Linked DNA regions of Homo sapiens: region 1 is linked to region 2. Evidence: chromatin contacts called from ENCODE Hi-C or POLR2A ChIA-PET data. All regions are on one chromosome and are shown on one strand. Each heading gives the region's core, a stretch centred on a gene start or an enhancer-like site at or near the end of the contact. The rest is flanking DNA. Distances are from core to core; before and after follow the strand shown.

Region 1 (5,490 bases), core at 600-3,099, 190 kb before region 2:
CCCTACAAATCCTTCATCTAATGATTCTAAATTATTTTTCTTTCTTTTTTCTTTAATGTAAGCCATCGATTTTAGAAACTTTTGGGGACATTGCTGGTGATAAATCCATCATGGCTCAAACTAGTTTCATTACAAACTAAGAGTTATAATGGTGGTGACCTTGTTGCACTGTGAAAATGATCTACTATCTCCTCTTTCCCTTGTGTCTCTGTGGAAGAGATGTCCCTTTTCCAGTCCCTGGGTACAGACCCTCTCTCTTCCCATGTTTGCTGGATGCTGCCTCATGATTTATCCTGTCTTTCCAGATTGTCTTTTTCTCCTTTTCTAGTGGTTCTACTACCCTGGTTTCAGGAAGGCTCATCTCTATTCTACGACAAGCGACCTGAGAGAAGGGGCTGTGGGCTATTTATTTTTGCATCTCCAAACCTACCTAGCACGCTGTAGGGGGTGAAAATACAATTATTTTTAGAATTAATATGTGATTATAAGGATAACTTTGATTTATTTTTCTTCTTAATCTGACTTAGTGAATGGAAACAAGTTAACCTTAGCCAGAGTTCGGCTACGCATTCACTGAGTGCTTAAGTCCCTTTATTGTGGTAGCTGTGACTTGGTTTTAGCTCCTGTGCTACCAGAGGGATGATTGTGCAGGGAAGAGGTGGGAAGAGATGAGTAGAATGCTTTTTTGGGTCATTTTTGTGCCTAACTTATCTCCCGGAGACAGAAGCAGAAAGAGAAGTACCGTAGTATCTCTGTGTTAACGCACAAAACCCCATCATCTCTTATCAGTCACGAATCTCTCTACCAGTTCAGCTTTCTAGGCCCTTCATTAACACTCACCATCCCACAGTCCTCCCTGCAATATGGTTTTCCTGAAAGGGGAGTCCTGACAATAGTCCATGCAACCCTATGCAGTCTACAAGTTGCTTCTGAGAAGAACTTGGAGTTACAAAATCTCAGCACGTAGCAGGCTTTGTTTCTTGGGACAGTCAGTATCTCCTCCAGAACAAGCCATTTTAGGCTAACCAGAAAACAGATCTTTCTTTCTTTCTTTCCTTCCTTTTCTTTCTTTCTTTCTTTCTTTCTTTCTTTCTTTCTTTCTTTCTTTCTTTCTTTCTTTCTTTCTTTCTTTCTTTCTCTTTCTTTCTTTCTCTCTCTCTCTCTCTTTCTTTCTTTCTTTCTTTCTTTCTTTCTTTCTTTCTTTCTTTCTTTCTTTCTTTCTTTCTTTCTTTCTTTCTTGTCTTTCTTGCTGTCTTTCTTTCATCTCACTCTGTCACCCAGGCTGGAGTGCAGTGGCGCAATCTCAGCTCACTGCAACCTCCGCCTCCCAGGTTCAAGTGATGCTCCTGCTTCTGCCTCCCAAGCAGCTGGGATTACAGACGTGCGCCCCCACGCTTGGCTAATTTTTGTATTTTTAGTATAGACGAGGTTTCACCATGTTGGCCAGGTTGGTCTCGAACTCCTGACCTCAAGTGATCCACCTGCCTCAGCCTCCCAAAGTGCTGGGATTACAGGCATGAGCCACCGCCCCCAGCCAGAAAACAGATTTTCTAAAAGTGCTATTTAAGGTATTGTACATAAAATCACACATGTGTCATGAGCTGCAAAAGTGATCACCTCTGACCAAGAGAAGTGAGAAAAGAAAAGCTCAAACATGAGCCCTGAGTCTGGGAAGCCAGAATGGGAATTGTGTTTGGTTCACTGGAGAGAGGGAAAAAGAAAATAATCTTATCTGTCTCCAACAGTCCTGTCTCTCCTCAAGGCCATGCAAGTACAGATAATTCTTTTGAGCCAGTAGAACTACAGAGCCCTACGCACTCTTTTGGCTCCACAGTGGTCTGGCTGAGGCCGTCCCCCCAGTCTACTCCCCCAGCCGCATGCTTTTAAGCATGAGTGACCAGTGGGCCGGAGGTGCAGTGGTGCTGAGATTTGCAGAATATGGTGACATGCCAGTGATAATCGAAGGAAAGGACAATGTGTAGCTGAGAAACACTGACATCTGAGAAGTGTTCTACTCCAGTGACTCCCTAAATTGGTGGTTGATTGCAGTTATTCATAGCAGCACTAATTTCTTTTCTTGCCCTCTCTCCTTCTCTCTGGCCAAACAGTTTTAAAACAACATCAAAGGAATGAAAGAAAAATGCCAGAGAGCATCAACTTGAATCTCTCCACTCTAGCATGCCTAAATTTATTTCGTTTTATGTTTTTGTGTGTTCTAATCTTTTAATCTGTACAACAGATTAGTTAATGATATAAAAGGGAGCAGAATCCTTTATATAAATTTTCCAATTCAGCCAAGGTCAAGGAGATATTTTCATGCGGGTAGGGAAGTTCTGGCAATGTAGTGATGGTGTTTGTGACCTTGGCAAAGTGACCTCATCTCCATGTGCCTTGTCTGGAGTGGCTGAGCTCCGCCTTGGCCTGCAGAAAGGAATGGCCCCAACATATCTGTGGGAGTGTTGATACTAATAGTTAACTGGATACACTCTACTTTTGCTTTGTAGTGGTTAATATTTCCCCAAACTTTTCTTTCTTTAAAAAAATTCAGACCTACAGAAAAGTTACAAGAATAGCACAATGATGTTCATTTACCCTTTATCTAGATTTACTAATTGTTAACATTTTACCACATTTGCTTTTTCTCTTTCTCTCCACACACTTGCATGTTCACACAAATATTTTTTTGATAAGCCATTTAAGAATTCATTTCACAGAGAATTCAATTACTGTTACCTAAATATCTTAACACATGTCTTCTAAGAACAAGGACATTCTCCAACATAGCAACAATACAAGTATCACATTCAGGAAATCTAACATTGAAAACATAATATTATTTGATGTATAGGCCAAATTCTGATGTCTCCCAATTGTTCCAACAGTAATATTTTTAAAAATGTTTTTTCTTATTTTTCAATCCAGGATAGAATCAATAATCATTCATTCCATTAGCTGTTCTATTTGTTTAGTTTTTACAAATCTAGAACAAGGCATGGCGCCGTGGCTCATGCTTGTAATCCCAGTACTTTGGGAGGCCGAGGCGGGCGGATCACGAGGTCAAGAGATCAAGATCATCCTGGCCAATATGGTGAAACCCCATCTCTACCAAAAATACAAAAATCAGCCAGGCGTGGTGGCGGGCACCTGTAGTCCCAGCTACTCGGCAGCCTGAGGCAGGAGAATCGCTTGAATCCGGGAGGCGGAGGTCGCAGTGAAAGGAGATTGTGCCACTGCCCTCCAGCCTGGCAACAGAGCAAGATTCTGTCTCAAAAAAAAAAAAAAAAAAAAAATCTGGAATAGTCCTGAGCCCCTCTTTAAAAACAAATTTCTTATCTCCGTAACTTTTTTTTTTTTAATCTTTTGCAATTGAGTCTCGCTCTGTCACCCAGGCTGGAATGCAGTGGCCTGATCTTGGCTCACTGCAACCTCCACTTCCTTGGTTCAAGTGATTCTTCTGCCTCAGCCTCCTGACTAGATGGGACTACAGGTGCACGCCATCATGACCGGCTAATTTCTATAGTTTTAGTAGAGACAGGATTTCATCATGTTGGCCAGGCTGGCCTCGAACTCCTGACTTCAGATGATCCACCTGCCTCAGCCTCCTGAAGTGCTGGGTTTACAGGTGTGAGCCACTGTGCCCAGCCTCACCTTGACATTTTTGAAGAGTTCAAGCCACTCTTGAACTGTTTTGTAAAATGTCCCTCAATATAGATTAATCGAAGTGTTTCCTCATTCTTGGATTCCAATTAAACATTTGGGGCAGGAATACTGCATATATGACACTGTGCCCCTCTCCATGCATCACCACAGCAGGCACAACATAGCACAGAGTTACAACACTGATGTTCACTTTGATCACATAGTGAGGTCGGTTCCACCAGATTTCTCCATTTGGAGATACCTTTTATTCACTCCTTTTTAAAGTTAATAAGCAACTTGTGGAGTAGTTTTGTTTTTTTGTTGTTGTGTGTTTGTTTTGTTTTTTTGGGTTTTTTTTGAGACGGAGTCTTGCTCTGTTTCCCAGGCTGGAGTGCAATGGTGCTATCTCGGCTCACTGCAATCTCTGCCTCCCGGGTTCAAGCGATTCTCCTGCCTCAGCTTCCCGAGTAGCTGGGACTACAGGCACGCACCACCACACCCAGCTAATTTTTGTATTTTTAGTAGAGATGGGGTTTCACCATGTTGACCAGGCTGGCCAGGCATGGTGGCTCACGCCTGTAATCCCAGCACTTTGAGAGGCTGAGGTGGACAGATCACTTGAGGTCAGGAGTTGGAGTAGTATTTTAAGATTGTTCACTGCTGGTGGTTTCTTGTATGCTCATTTTTGCTATTGCAGCAAATATTTTATTTCATTTAAGATTTCATTCATAACAATTATTTTTTTAAAATCTGACAATTCCGTAATTTGCAATTCTTGGGTGTCTAAATCTGTTGTCACTAGTGGTTTGACTTCTTGTGTGCTTGGTCATCTTCACTGGTTCATCACTTGAGCTTAAAGAGATGTGAGTCCTATGGGTCTGACTTGGTGACCCTTCCTCCAGAGAGGGCTTGACTTTGACTTCTGCCAGTAGAGGCACCACTTGCAACCCTCCTTGTAGCTTTTGACTTTGAATGAAAATGCCAGGTTCAGCTTCCCTGCCTCATTGTTCCTCCAGGATTCACTCTGTTTTCACTACAGAGAGGCAATTGGGAGCTTGCCTCCCTCTCTATTTAAAAATAGGACTTATAGGAATCTTAAGGTCACTGTTCCATAACAGCCTTACAGGGAGCCCAAGGTGGAGAAAGACTTAGCTCAGAGAGATTTGCAGCTGTGGCTGTTTGTCTAATGGGATAAATTATAAGTTAATATGCCAATAGTTCACAAAGTTTTTAAAAGAATCATATTAACTTGCACAGAAAGGAACAGAAACAGTACAAATGAAAGTCTGAGACCTTTGGACTCCCCCTTTATTACTATAGACAGGGAGCTGGTTGAGAAAACCACTCAGCTATAACTGGTGTTCCAGTTGATTGCCCCAGCTGAAGACCCAGCCAACAGTCAGTATTGACCACCAGACATGTGAGTGAGTCTTCGGAAGATTCCAATCTCCTGTTGTCAAGTCACCCCCAGGCTTCAAGTCTTCCCAGCTGACAGCTCAGATTGTACCACAAAGATAAGCTGTCCTTTTCTGAATTCCTGACCCACATATTATGTGGGTATAGTAAAAAAAAAAAATTGGTTTGTTTTTGTCTTAAGTGTTGAGTAGTTTGTATGACAGCAATAGGGACTGGAACATTGAATATAGTTTGCATCTCACAGGAACATATGAATGTTTTTTCTACAGTTATTCTTGTTATTTCCAGTGCCTCCAAATAGAAGACATTTTTGAAGGTAGATGTGAGAGATCCTTCCTCCTCCTCCTCTTCCTCCCCTCCCTCCCTCCCCCTTCCTTCCTTCCTTCGTTCCTTCCTTCCCTCTCTCTCTCCTTCCTTCCTTCCTCCTCCTCTTCT
Region 2 (5,731 bases), core at 94-2,593:
TCAAGTTTAGTGAGGGAGATGAAAAATTATATACAACATGCTTATACATTTTTTAAAATTTATATTAAAATACATTTTAATTATACACATAATATAAAATAAACTTTATATTATAAAATGTATATATATTTATATATTTTAAATATATGTAAATGTATATATTTTTATTATAAAGTATATATATTTTAATGTATTTTAAATATATAAATGTATGCTTTAAATATGTAAATAAAACATATATATCTGTTTTATATATATATATACACACATACATATATATACACACACATATATATCTATATATATAATTAATTCTGTCTAGGGCCTGGTAGAAAAGAGAGGCCAGGAAATATTTTATATAAGAGATTACAGTAGAGCACAATTATGAATGATATTAAAATCTAGAGAGCAGTGATTACTCAAGGTCAGACCACTAGAAAGGACTCAAACTCATATCTTATGGCTCCAAGCCCAAATTTCTTTCTCCCACACTTTATTGTACAGTTTATGGTTTGCCCATTCAAAGCAGGCATGTTTTATGTAATATTTAACCAGAGTCAAAGGAATTTCCCAGCTTCAAAGACATTTAGTACAGCTGACAGAGACATGTGATTGCCTGAATGGATTCTAAAGTTCATAGAATTGCCAGTTACTGTGAGAATACCCTTGATGTGTCAGGACGTGTGTGGTGCAAAATAGATGAAGTAAGGAAAGTTTCCTTTTGGAACATTTCTCCTCAAACACTTCAGACTTCCTGGCCCTCTTGCTGTCTCAGGCTTCTGAGGCTCCATTGTGATAACACAACCAAGGCTACCTGGTCCTTAACATGGGCCTATCCCTAAATTATCCAACACTGACCAGCCAGTGTGTCATAATGATGCTTAACAGGCTGCAGCGGAATCTGGTGTGAGTACATTACCATGATGTGATCCATTACTAATCATGGTGTAAGGGTGGTTTATGTAGTGAATATTTAGTTCATTTAGGCATGAGATATATAGAAACTAAAGTCCCTTGACTCAAAGATATGGCTTTATAAAGCTGCAATTTGAGACGTACTGCCTGAGGAGGGAAATATGATTTGTGTTGGGCAGTGGGGGATTAGAAACCACCAACTCTTTTTACATGTGACGCTGGATCTCACAACAGCAGAAATAACTGTGACCTTGCTTAGCTTATTTATTTGTTTTCCATGCTGGTGGTGACTGGCTACTTTGGTGGGGTAGGAAGAGTGAAGGTTTTTCTAAGGCAAAGGACAACACATGGAGTGTTCAGCCGAGAGGGGCTCCCTCCCCTTGGCCTTGTGTCTTATCACCCCTGTGGCAGGAAGGAAGATGCCTGCTGCTATTGACAGCTCTGGCAGGGCCACCTCCGGTTTCCTGTTCTTTGGGCTGCCTCAGTGGCAGGGGGCAGGTAGCAGGGGGGGAAGAAGCACTGGCTACCAGAGGAGGGGTAGCTTAATGAAGGCAATAATGCTCCAGGAATTAGGGGAGAAAAAGCCAGGCTTAAAGAGTCCTATTTGTTTCAACCAAGAAACACTATTATTTGGACTATGAGAGCTCAAAGGCCCTTCCAATGCCAGCACTCAGTGACTTCATAACTATGAAGGGAAGGGGCAGAGTGGTATTGGGGAGTTTCTGCTGAGGGAGCCAAAAGTTTTGCCAGCCTTTCCTGTCCCCATGACACCTCTTTTATTTCCTGTCCTTCCCATTGCCACGGGAATTTGCATGGGTAGTCACTATGCCTACTGTGTTTATTGCTTTATTGCAGCACTTAGCACTGTGTCTGACACATAATAGAAAATTAATAAATATTGCTGAATGATCTTTATGACTATCTATATATATTTGAAGTAAAATCCCATGAACTATTTCCTTCTTTATAGTCTATTCAGACTTAATACTTTGGTTAACAAATAAACAAATTAAACTTGTGCATAGGACAAAAGGCTAGAAGGAAATTATCAAAATATTAATAACTTTCTTTGGGAAATATAAATATGTTTATTTCTCTCTGTTCTATTTTGGTTTAACTTTCTTTTTCTACCTTTCTATAACTAAAAAAGTGTGTTAACTTTTGTAATGAAAAAAATCTTCAGCAAACTTTATTAAAAAATGTAAAATCTTTTTGGGGGAACTCTATTTTCTGAAGAAATAACAACTACTGACTTCCTATAATGTTTGGGTGGGGTGCAGCCATGGGTGGGCTTTCGTGCACATATGTACACATCTACATATGTAGTACCTGTACATTCCTCCAATGGAGATGTTAACTCCTTCTTTTAAAGTTCAGTGTAGCCAAATAAGAAAGACAAGCAATGTACTTGGTAAGCTCTTCCAGGACAGTAGCATTACACAATTCTTCCATGAACATCTGCAGAAGTGCTTTCCAGCTTCCCAGCTGATTAATTCTACAGCCTCATCTCTTTCTGGGCCCATCTCCTCACTGCCGCCATACTGAATTGCTTGTAATTCCCTGAGGAAGCTAAGTCTTGCCTATCTCTGCTTTTGCACCTTTCCACCTAGGAAACACCTCTCCTTCAGAATGCAGCTCACTAAAGTGTCACACACTCCATAAATCCCTTTCTGGCTCTTTTCCCAGCTCTACTCTTCACCTTTATGGACAACTGATCCCCCATCCTCTGGGCATTCGTTGCACCCCATGAGGGTCCCCATCGCAGGCCTGCAACCCTGGACCGTGCTTATCTGTACAAGTTTGTTCCTCCACTACCCTTTGGCTCTCTGCAGGTGTGCAGCAGGTCTGAGTGCCAGAACCTAGCACAATTCTTTGCACCTAGAAGGACCTCGAGGGTTGTTTGATAAAGGAGCATAACTGACCTCAGCCTGCCAGTCCCAGTGACAGGTTAATGGCAGGTGGTGACATAGTGGGAAGAAATGCATGGGAGGGAAGACGTGTTTAAAATTGTAATGGAAGTCAGAAAAAAGGAGAATTTACTGCAGCCAACTTTTAGAGATGTAAACTGACTTGCCATTTGTTTTGGATCTCCCAATGCACTACTTTGTTGTTTTTGTCTCAAAATGTCATCTGAGATGATGCTGTTTATATCTTGTCTATCACAAGTTCTACGGTTTGGTGGTAAGAACACAGAAACTGGGTTCTATGCTGCTATGGTAATCATTGCCTGTAAAAAACAAAATCAAACAAATGACTTTTCTCCTTGAGGCCATAAAAAAATAAACAGCTTTGAGATACTTCCTAATTAAGGTGTAAATGTTCACCCCATATACTCCAAGACAACTATGATAATTATAATAGCACATTCATTATATTCACAAACGTTTGCAGAGCACCTACCATGTGCCAGACACTGTTTGTAAGTGCTGGCATGGCTCTTGCCATGGGGACTGGGGAAAATAGGTCCTTTCTACCATGGTGTGGCTGGGAATTTAGCTGCTTCTTCCCTTCCCCCAATATCCATGGGGCACCATGTTCTGACCTCAGCCTGAAAAGCAAAAGGCATTTAACCCCTACCTGAGCATGTGAAGGAGGGAAGCCTATTCTCTTTTCTCACGGCTCCTTGATAAGAGATGCACCAACCATGGGGCTTCTGAGAATGAGGGAGACCATCATCACAGGGAGATGCAAAGGTAAGGAGAGAGAAAAGAGGCTTTCATGTGCTGACGATGGGGTGGAAGGGCAGTAAGACAGGAGACTTGAGAAATGGGAATTGCAGCAAGGAGCTATCAAGACAAGAAATGTGTAAAGAGAATGAACTAGAAGTTAGGAGAAAAAAATGGATAGATGGAAGCTGGGGAATAGACAGGGTATGGGAGAGCTAGAACTAGAGAAAGAGTGGTGAATGACAAAGCAATTGTGTTACTTCACCGTGTCCCAGTTGTGTGCTTCTCTTGGGGAACCTGGGGCCTCTCATTGTTTAGCGACTTTAGCCCAGCTTGAGATCCTGGGTCAGCTGCCCAGGCTCATTTATTTATTTATAAAATGCAACCTATCAAACTTAGAATCTAATGAAGATTCTTCCCTTGGCATAATAGGGCCAATCTGGGCATAGGGCATGATCTGGTTCCTAACCCACTCTCCAACCTCATTGCCTCCTACTCACCCTTTTGCTCAATCCACACTGGGTTTCTTACTGTACATCAGACATTCTTATCCTGCATTTGGCCTTAACATGAGTTGTTCTTTAAGCCTATAATGCTCTTTGGGCAAATATTTACATGTCTGTATTCCTCAGTTTATTCAGATCTCTGCTCAACTGTTACCTGCTCCTAAAAGCCTTCCCTGACAAACCTATTGAAAACAGCTTTTCTTATCAATCTTCATGCCCAAACTGTTTTTTTAATCATTAATTACTATCTAACTTCACACATGTATGCATTGATTCATTCAATCATATATTTATCTTTGCCATTTAGAAGATAAGATCCATGTGTTGGGAGAGATTTCTCCATGAGTCTCACATTTCTGCCTTTTGTGTGAACAGAGACATAGACTTTGTTGCCGATGATCTCTTCTAGTCCATTTGTATAGTAAACACCCTGGAAAGTGGAGAGAGTGTCTCACTCCAGAGCAAAGACCAGGAAAGCTTAGTGACCAGTTAGAAAAGATTTAGATTCCCTAAACTCAGTGTTCTTTTCCTGTAATACAACCCACTGCGTGTTCCCCTGTCACCTGGTTCCATGGGTCCCAGTTCTCACAAGGTGATGCCAGTGCAAGAAGAGGCTGTTACTCTGCATCCACTGAAAATGTTTCAGGCTAACTTTTAGCTTGCAACTAGGGTAAAATGCTTTAAGAGTGGATACTCAGCTATTTAATTACATTTAATTACATCTTGGTAAAGGTCCTTCCCACCCTTCCCACACTGCTACCTGTGCTCAGATTCCCTGTTCCTCTATTAGCCACTATTGGTGTCTAGAGCACAATAAATTGCAACCGCCCTCAGTGAAGCATCCCAAGACCAAATCAGGACTCATATGTCATAGCTTAGGGAAATTTCCAACCAGTGGGGCTGATCTCAAATCTCCTATCTCCCCCAGATTTGCACCCAGGAAGTCAATTTAGATAATCCCCTGACTTTTCCCCAATGCCTGCAGAGTTTGAATTTTATCTGTGGGAGTTATTTATAGAGAGTTTTCTTTGTGCATGAGCAAGACTGAAAATTTACAATGTTGTTTTGGTATCTCCCTGATCCTCAGCTGTCTTAAGAACATTTGATTCAAAGGGCAGTTTTGTAGCTAATGCTAGTGGATCAGTTGGTGAGACTGAATTGCTGTTTTGCCTGACTTAACCTAAGTATGGTTTTAAAGAGGTATAATTATTTCTTTGCATTGGTAATAGAGGCACATGCAACAAACATTATCCCCAAAGGTCTATGTAATTGAGTTATTATAGATCAATTTGTATTTTCTCATTCAATTACATTACAATTTTAGAGGTAATAGTACTTATTCTCAGTGCTTAATGGTCTACAAATGGAAGTGATTACTGCCTCAATTGTCATTTTCCAAATGCTTATTGAACACCTATAATGTCCCAAGAATAGCATTAGGCTTGCAATAAAGCCGGCAAACAAGTGCACCCTAATCAGATTAGAGCATGATACGTGTCTTAAACATAAACAAAAGGTTAAGTATCAGTATAAGCAAAATGCCATGAAGGTTTCAGGAAATGGAGTGATGGGGAGTGAATAAGGTTCTTATAACATCAAACAAATGGCTTGATTTAGATTAAGTTTTCAATAAGTGCTTGTGTA

The links. Hi-C counts contacts between places; a loop is a spot of excess contacts on that map. ChIA-PET counts read pairs that join two places held with the same protein, here RNA polymerase II (POLR2A). Pooled maps may share reads with other maps.
Region 1: a pooled map shows a loop between it and region 2 (5-fold over the local background). The contact joins two enhancer-like sites. A Hi-C loop is called at or near these places in 3 of 37 single-sample maps with no recorded cell type and 3 of 50 pooled maps. POLR2A ChIA-PET finds 5 or more read pairs at or near these places in 2 of 52 experiments (H1 and activated CD4-positive, alpha-beta T cell).

Annotation. Positions count from the first base shown.
Region 1 is chr1:169,024,615-169,030,104 of GRCh38, reverse strand. All of the region lies in intron 3 of LINC00970 (long intergenic non-protein coding RNA 970), which reads left to right. Among named protein-coding and RNA genes, the nearest start is that of LINC00970, 60 kb to the left of the region's middle. RefSeq lists an enhancer at 5,113-5,172. Within about 2 kb of position 1,849, at least 4 of the 41 ENCODE cell types and tissues checked have a DNase peak (open chromatin) inside an H3K27ac peak, as active enhancers do.
Region 2 is chr1:168,829,506-168,835,236 of GRCh38, reverse strand. No RefSeq gene overlaps it. Among named protein-coding and RNA genes, the nearest start is that of LINC00626, 45 kb to the right of the region's middle. Within about 2 kb of position 1,343, at least 4 of the 41 ENCODE cell types and tissues checked have a DNase peak (open chromatin) inside an H3K27ac peak, as active enhancers do.